2 separate regions of the Homo sapiens genome follow, and region 2 is linked to region 1. Evidence: chromatin contacts called from ENCODE Hi-C or POLR2A ChIA-PET data. All regions are on one chromosome and are shown on one strand. The core of a region is the stretch at or near the end of the contact, and the rest is flanking DNA. Distances in the headings are between cores, read along the strand shown. Region 1 holds the start of CDK5R2 (cyclin dependent kinase 5 regulatory subunit 2). Region 2 holds the start of IHH (Indian hedgehog signaling molecule).

What was found. A loop is a pair of places that touch in the nucleus more often than their neighbours do. ChIA-PET counts read pairs that join two places held with the same protein, here RNA polymerase II (POLR2A). Pooled maps may share reads with other maps.
Region 2: a loop to region 1 is called in a pooled map, with 4 times the contacts of the local background. The contact joins the promoter of IHH here to the promoter of CDK5R2 in region 1. A Hi-C loop is called at or near these places in 1 of 168 maps with a recorded cell type or tissue (endothelial cell of hepatic sinusoid) and 7 of 50 pooled maps. POLR2A ChIA-PET finds 5 or more read pairs at or near these places in 5 of 52 experiments (A673, HEK293, activated CD4-positive, alpha-beta T cell and 2 more).

The regions. Positions count from the first base shown.
Region 1 is chr2:218,957,590-218,961,528 of GRCh38, forward strand. CDK5R2 (cyclin dependent kinase 5 regulatory subunit 2) reads left to right here and starts at 2,077. Exons shown (of 1, transcript NM_003936.5): 1 at 2,077-3,939. The coding sequence starts at 2,232. The coding sequence ends at 3,335. RefSeq lists a silencer at 2,060-2,329.
Region 2 is chr2:219,058,679-219,063,022 of GRCh38, forward strand. It overlaps IHH (Indian hedgehog signaling molecule), which reads right to left and starts at 2,243. Exons shown (of 3, transcript NM_002181.4): 1 at 1,475-2,243. The coding sequence starts at 1,789. LOC124906120 (a long non-coding RNA gene) reads left to right here and starts at 3,015. Exons shown (of 3, transcript XR_007088092.1): 1 at 3,015-4,344. It overlaps MIR3131 (microRNA 3131), which reads right to left and starts at 72; the gene lies at 10-72.

The DNA of each region.
Region 1 (3,939 bases), core at 827-3,326:
GGGGTCCCTGAAGCAGAGGAGGAAATTCTTGGTTCTGACCAAGAGGACAATAGGAGGTCAGAGCTGGGCCGGGAATAGGGTACCACAGTGGTGACACTCTGTGGGTGCTGCTTAGAAGACGTGGTCCTAAATGACCTTAACAATAGGCCTTATGCCAGTGAGGGACTCCTGGGAGCAGCGCTGGAAGGACTCATGTGCCATTTAGATCCACATGCCCAGTGTTTCCGCCAGTGCAACTCAGTCTCTACAGGGCTTGTCCTTAACTACCGGTGAACTGACTATTCCTTGGTTGGCAGATAAAGAGTGACTCAGAACACCTTGTAGGAGGAAGTGGGGCCAATTACAGGAGCTGAAAAGAGGGAACACTTTCAAGAACTATGAGGAGAATGAGTTTGGGAAGGTCAGCTTGGGCTGCAAGAAAATAAAGATCAGATCCTAGGGAGCAGAGATACCCTGTTGAAAAAGTGCATATTGGGTGCTGAGTTAGGGAGAAGGTACAAGGCTGCATGTGCACAGTGGTAAAGAGGAGGGGAATGGAGACAGGCAGACCACAGGCCTCCAGGAGGGTGTGAGTGACCAGGGGCTGTGGAATGGCTGGGAAATTCTGTACCTCTGGTAGCTGGAACTGCAGCCCAAGTGGATTCTAGAACAGCCTATCTGCAGTGACACACACACACACATATATGCACAAACCAACCCTGACAGCAGTGGATCCTTGGAGCTATGTTTGCGGTCTGTGAGGAGCATGGAGGTGACTCCAAGGGCAATCCTTAGAATTTACTGAAATACATAGGCAGGGGTTTGGCTCCACATGGAACCCATATGCACCTACAAGGTCCACTTACTTAAGAAGCCTGAAGGCTCTTGTGCTGGGGGAGCCACAGAGAGCAGGCTCCAAGAAGGGTGGACATGATCTAACAAGGCAGATAGAATAGGTCCAGAACTAGCTGTGCTCAAGACCTGCAGGTAAGGCCTGGGGAGTCCAAAATCCAGGGCAAAGGGCTGATGGGTACTCAGGAGGTAACAGACAGACCCAGAGAGAAGTGGACAGGACCCAGCCTAACAGCTTGCTCCTGGGAGTGGGGACAGCTGGAACCTTACCTGCAGGAAGCATTTAATGATGAAACCCACCTCAACCTGGACCCAGGGCTGGGCTGGAGGTTGGTCCAACCCTCTTGGGCTTCCGTCCACACAGGAGGCTCCGTTCACTATCCAAGACTGGGTAGACCAAGTGATCCAATTTCTAGCGTTTCCCCAGGGACCAACCTTATCCATCATCCACCCAAGTATGAGATCTGTGTGTGTTAGTGGGGACAACCAACCGAGAGGAGCTGCCCAGGGACCAGAGCCAAGGGTCTGCCCCACAGGCTCAGTTGCAGAGAATCAGGACGGCAAGCAGAAGCCTCAGGGGCATATTTGAGACCTTGCTGCTCCCCCTCTCCCCCTCAAGCTGGAACCCCCAAGAAGGCGGGTTGTGACCTGCAAGAAGGCTCTGCCAGGACTCCCAAACAGGCAGGGCAGAAATGTGCCTGCTGCAGCCCCCCTAGCGACCTGGGGGGTGGGGGGCGAGGTGGGGTCGCGAAGAGGAAACAGACCTGACAGTCACATTGGAGGAGCCAGTGCAACGCGACCCATCTGGGACCTGGGCATCCGGTGAGGGCACTCACTGCTCACACTGGCCCCCCACACAAATTCAAAGGCAGAGGGAAGGAGAGCTGTTCCCATGGTTTATCTGCTACCGCGACCCAGTGCATCAGAACAAGCTGGTCCAGGCCCTAGGATCCGGAGGAGGCAGGAGCAGCCACCACCCCTTCTCAACTCTGACCCTGAGGAGGCCACTCGAACGACGACCACCGCCTTCCCCTTCCTCCGCTCGGGGGAAGGGAAAAGACTCAGGGCGGAGGGTGGGGATTGGGGCGGGACTTGAAATTGAAGTGCGAGAGTCTATTGGTCATTGGAGCTGCCCATCAGGAGTGCAACTCGGGAGCGGATTGGCCGCGTGAGGCGGGGCACGGCGCGACGAAAAAAGGGGCCCAAGGGGTGGGGCTGACGCTGCAGCTGGCGCAGCTCAGGATTAGAGCAGCGGAGCCGCCTAGCAGCCACCTTCCCCCGCCAGTCCGCGCGCCCGGGCCGGGGCTAGGCCCCCCACCGCCGGGTCCCCCGGGGCTGCAGTAGCAGCGGCGCCGCCCGCGGCTCCCGCTGGGGCCTGGGCGCCGGCCCCGCTCTGCAGGATGGGCACAGTGCTGTCTCTTTCGCCTGCCTCCTCGGCCAAGGGCCGGAGGCCCGGCGGGCTGCCCGAGGAGAAGAAGAAGGCGCCGCCCGCGGGGGACGAGGCGCTGGGGGGCTACGGGGCGCCGCCAGTGGGCAAGGGCGGCAAAGGCGAGAGCCGACTCAAGCGGCCGTCCGTGCTCATCTCGGCGCTCACCTGGAAGCGCCTGGTGGCCGCGTCCGCCAAGAAGAAGAAAGGCAGCAAGAAGGTGACACCCAAGCCGGCATCCACGGGCCCCGACCCCCTGGTCCAGCAACGCAACCGCGAGAACCTTCTCCGCAAGGGCCGGGATCCCCCCGACGGCGGCGGCACCGCCAAGCCCCTGGCGGTGCCAGTGCCCACCGTGCCCGCGGCTGCCGCCACCTGCGAGCCACCGTCGGGGGGCAGCGCGGCCGCTCAGCCGCCGGGCTCGGGCGGGGGAAAGCCTCCGCCGCCGCCTCCCCCAGCCCCGCAGGTGGCGCCGCCGGTGCCTGGCGGCTCGCCGCGGCGGGTCATCGTGCAGGCGTCCACCGGCGAGCTGCTGCGCTGTCTGGGCGACTTCGTGTGCCGACGCTGCTATCGCCTCAAGGAGCTGAGCCCGGGCGAGCTGGTGGGCTGGTTCCGCGGTGTGGACCGCTCGCTGCTGCTGCAGGGCTGGCAAGACCAGGCCTTCATTACGCCTGCAAACCTGGTGTTCGTGTACCTGCTGTGCCGCGAGTCGCTGCGTGGGGACGAGCTGGCGTCGGCCGCCGAGCTGCAGGCCGCCTTCCTCACCTGCCTCTACCTCGCCTACTCCTACATGGGCAACGAGATCTCCTACCCACTCAAGCCCTTCCTCGTGGAGCCCGACAAGGAGCGCTTCTGGCAGCGCTGCCTGCGCCTCATCCAGCGGCTCAGCCCGCAGATGCTGCGGCTCAACGCCGACCCCCACTTCTTCACGCAGGTCTTTCAAGACCTCAAGAACGAGGGCGAGGCCGCCGCCAGCGGCGGGGGCCCACCGAGCGGGGGCGCGCCCGCCGCCTCCTCGGCCGCCAGGGACAGCTGCGCGGCCGGAACCAAGCACTGGACTATGAACCTGGACCGCTAGGGATACCCAGGGGCCGCGCCCATCCCCCGCCCCAGCCCCTGACACACACTCGGACCCCCCGGGACCACAAAGCCACCGCCGCTGTTACCGCCGCTCAGCGCCCCGGCTGGGCGGAGGAGGAGACGCCCATGCCCCTCAGGGGAAAGTGGAGACCGGGACACCAGAGGCCGCGGTGTTTGGATTTGCTGGGCGTGGAGTGGGGACGGAAGATGAGCGCGGGAAAGGCACTCCAACCTCACTCTTCCCGTCTGTCTGCGCCCCCATTTCTCCATTTCTGCCGGGGTCTCCCCCTTCCCTTCAGCCCATTCCCCCTCGGTTTTATCCATTTCCTTGCCTCCTTTTTGTGTCTTCATTTTTCCTCCTGTCTGCATTCCTCTCTCTCTCTCTCCCTCTCTCTCCTGTTCCTCTCTTTCTTCCTCCCTCTCCCTGCCTTTCCATTTTCCGTTCCTTGGGTTTGTGTGTCTGCATCTCCATCTTACCCCTTGCCTGACTGTACCCCGTAGACCCCTGTTTCTCCTCCTGCACCTGTGTCCCCATCTGCCCTTCTTGTTGCTCCTGTCATGTGTCACCATCTTCCCTCCTGTCTGCCTTCTTCCTCCACTTG
Region 2 (4,344 bases), core at 993-3,492, 100 kb after region 1:
GCTGACTCTGAGAAGAAGCTGGGGCCAGGGCCTTGGTCTGAGGGGAAAGGCCCTTCCACCAGTCCTCGACTCTGAGACTCTGAGATTCGAGGCGCCAACAAGTGTGGGCAGCCCAAGTCTCAACCTACCCCCACCCTGCAGAGCCCGGGCCTCACAGACCCTTGGACTCAGCCTTCCTAGGAGCCAATAGCAGCTACAACCCAGGGCCTCGCAGGTCCTCGCTGGTGCACAGCCTGGCTGGGGGTGCTTACTGCCCAGGGAGGGAGCTCCGCTTGCTCCTTCGTAGACCCTGCCGTCAGGCTTCTAGCCCCGCACCTATGCCCGCCTGCAGCCCTGGTTCCCCGCCTCTCTCCCTCACTGCCACCGCCCCCTCTCGGGTCCAGAGCCCGGGCGTGCGCTGTCAATGATTGCCCAGCCCGTGGCCCGGATCCTTATCTGCATTCCTCGGCGCCCGGCCCGGCCCGGCCACCAGCCAACCTTCGGCCCCGACACTGGCCGGCCAGCCCCGGCGCCAGGGTGCATGCTGAGGGCCCTGAGTCTAGCTGCTCTTCCCAACGGATCTAGAAAGCCAGGGGCCTGCTTTCAGGGGGAAGCCTCGGGAGACCCCGAAGGAAGGGGGTGAAGGTCTCTCCCCTCGCGGACCTGGCTGCTGGGAAGGAATTTGCGCCTCTAAGCTTGGGTGGAGCGCGGGTCCTACTCCAGCATGCAGAGACTAGCGTCAGCCCTGGTCCCTGCCTCCCTCGGCATCTCAGCCCCTCTTTTCCACTCCTTCCCGTCCCCACCACCAAGCCCAGGAATCCCCTAAGCTCAGTCCCAGAGCCCGAAGGCCCCAATAACCCACCCTTCCACCGCAGTAGCACCCCTCAGCTCTCCGGACAGACACGTGGGCTCGCTGGGCAGGTTCCTTTTCCCACCTCCGCCTCCCGATTCAACTCTTCCTCGCTGTTCTTAACCCCAGACCCAGCCGGGACGCTGCTCCTGGAAGGGGCAGCCCGTAGAACCAAGAGCGCACAGGGAGGAAAGGCCGTGGTGACCCTACGCACCCAGAGATTCTTTGCCTCAGGGGTGCCGAAAAGTTTCAAAATGAAAGGGGCACAGCTGTGCAGAAGGTTAGGCCGGGAGGGACTGCGTGGGTCCTGGAGGCGCAGGAGGCAGCCGGGTAGAGGTACCTCCGGGTGCAGCGTCTGGCTGAGCTGCCAGTACTTTGGGGCAGAGGAGCCGCCGCCAACCTGCTGGGCTGTGGGGCTTGGCAGCGGGGAGCTCTTCTAGCAGTCTCCTCCGGGCTTGGGGATGCCGACACTCCTGCCTGGACCCCTGGCCAGCCCATCTTGGGCAGGAGGCAGCGGGGCTTGGCGAGAGGGGCAGGTGCCAGGGAGCGTGCCAGCCAGTCGAGAAAATGTGCCAGGGGGTGGGTAGGGCCGGGCAGGTGGCCGTGCTTCGGTGGCGGCGCGCTGGTAGGGCGGATCGCGCTCACCTGGGTCATGAGGCGGTCGGCGCCTGTGTTCTCCTCGTCCTTGAAGATGATGTCTGGATTGTAATTGGGGGTGAGCTCCTTGAAGCGCTCGGAGCTGCGAGCGATCTTGCCTTCATAGCGTCCGCTGGCGCCCAGGGTCTTCTCGGGCACATTGGGGCTGAACTGCTTGTAGGCGAGCGGCACGAGTTTGCGTGGCGGTCGCCGGCGGCTGCCCACCACCCGACCCGGCCCGCAGCCCCATGCCGCCGGCACCACCAGCAGCAGCAACAGGACCAGGCAGAAGTGCAGTCGGGGCCGGAGCCGGGCGGGAGACATGGCCGGGGAGCCCGGGGGAGCGGCGGGCGAGGTCTCCTGGTGGGCTGATGGGCAGGCGCGTCGACGGGAGCGCTGCGGGGGCTCAGGCGTCCGGGTGGCTCCGGGGGGCTCCAGGCGGGGGCGCCATGGGCGGCGTGGTGCGGCCAGGGCCGGCGGGACTCAAGTGCGGGGCGGGGGCCCAGGGCCCGAGCTGGTGGCGGCGCGCTGTCCCCCTCGGCGCCTCGACTCTGAGCTGCCGGGCTCGCCGGCCGCCAATAAATAGGCCGGCCCGTTTGTTTTGGCAACGCGGCGGCGGCGGGGGGCGGCGGGCGGCGGGGCTGCGGGCCGCCGGGCTGGGCTGGGCTGGCCGGGCCGGCGGGCTGCAGGGCCCCGCGGTTAGCACCCCGGCCCGGCGGTCAGGCGGCTCGGGCGGAGCGGGAGCTGCTGCCGTCTGCGGCGCAGCCCGGGGCCGAGTGAGAGGGGAAATGGAAGAGATCCGGGCTCGGGCCCCGCGCAGACCGCACCCTACCCATGTCCCTGCCTCCTGTGCGCTCGACAGCGAACCTGCAGCAAGGGCAGCACAGCCTCCTCCCCCTCGGGCGGGCGGCCCCGGCACTAGCCAGCCCTCGTCCCGCTCGCGCCTCCGCCGCGCGTCCGCCCGCCCGCTGCCCTCTGCGCCCCCTGCGCTGCCCGAGTTTGCCCTCCCCGCCTGGACGCGCCCCACCCCGCCCTGGCCTCGCCTACCGGCTCTTCGCGGCTCTGGGGTGCCCCGCCAGGCGCAAACCTCCCGGACAGGAGCTGCCACCCCCACGGAGACCGCAACCCACGGCGCGGCCGGACGCGAGGGGCGGGGGGCAGTGGCCGGACCGCACAGCCGCCTACGGTGTCCCCTGCGGGGAAGCAAACCCAAAAGGCAGGAGGCCACTCATAACCTGGTGCCCCACCCTGGCCCGGGCGACGCGCCCTTTCAGCTTGGTGGAGCTGGGTTCTGTATCAACCTGGTGCACATCCCACAGCCTGCCTGTCGGTGTCAAACTGGGGATGGGGAGTCTAGCCTTTTGAAGAGTCAAATAGGGGGTTTTAAGTTGGAAACACTGTTGAAAGTGACAATATGAAGTTGCAAAGGGATAGGTCAATATGCAGAGAAGGGTAGCTAAAATGGTGACGTCAACAGAATACCGAGGAACCCCGACTGACCATGTTAAAGAGGGGCAGCAAAGATCTCAGTAACGGGGGCTTGGTATGAATGCCAAAATGATGCAAAGCCACCGGAACTGCTAAATAATTACTTGGTTCTATATTACACATCTAAAAGAGCAGAGAATATGTAGAAACAACTAGGAACGTGAACATGTGTTATGTGTTTTTATATGACATTCGAGAAAGCTGAATGAATTAGGATCCCTTCTGCCAAAACAAGTAAAGGCAAGTGTGTTAAAAAGCAAACAAAAAACATCACCACCACAACACCAAACTATATGATTTGACTGTAATAGATTCTACAAATCCAATAAAGGTAGAAATGAAAAGATGAGAAATAAAAAGACTTAAAAATTCTCACTCAAATGCTATTAATACAATAGGTACCATTTTATTGGTACTTATATTCCTGAACATGGTAGTTATTAGATATTATTGTACTATGTCTTCTACTTGCATTATCTAATTTAAACTCGAAACGGCCAAAGGAGCTATTACTGTCCACATTTTACGAATGAAGATATTGAAGTTCAGAGAAGATGAACAACTTGCTAGTGGCTGAAAAGCAGGGATTGAAGCCCATGACTCTGGCCCAGCCCCAGTTTTTGCCCATGCAGGTGCATTGTCCCTCTGTGCAGGACCAGTCCACTCAACACCACTGGGTTCGGGGCTGAAGTAGCTGTTCACAGATTTACTCACACTCTCTGGATCGGTTTTATAAACACAAATTCAGGATTGGATGAGACTCAAGAGAGTGCTTAATCTAAGCGCTTGATATTACAGAAAAGGAAACTGAGGCCCACAGAAAGAAATTTAGGATTGCTCCACTAGGAGTGGAGTGGTGCCTGCAATGTGGAAACAAAATGGATCGCCTCCTTTCCTCCCCTTTGCCCGCACCTTCTCCCCACCCCGCATGTTCTCTCTTGCATTAGCATTCAGATTCTGTTTCCTAGTCAAAGATGAATGTTGCTTCTTTTCCCTGAAAGCCTTCCAAGTGCTTTAACTTGTATTTTCCAGGGCTCAAGAACTATCTCTGCGATATTCTCCATCCCCTTTCCCTCCTGCCCCTCTACCTCAGATTTCTGGAACAGGGTCAGTACCTCTCACAAACCAAACAGGGGCTCTCTGTTTTTATGGAGTTCCATGAAAGAAAATTCCATAGGCTTCTGCGGTCACCTATCCCACTGTTTAATAATATTCTTCTAGAGAAATTTCGCCTTAAATTTAATCTATCTCCCTCCCTCTCTAATGCAAATTCAACTCGTTCCTCTTTTTCTGGCCTTAGGGATTAGGGCCATTATCCTGCTGATTATCCTTCATGCATTGTCTTGAAGAGTTGTTAAATTGCTTTCAATCTTCTTTTCTCCAAGTAAAAG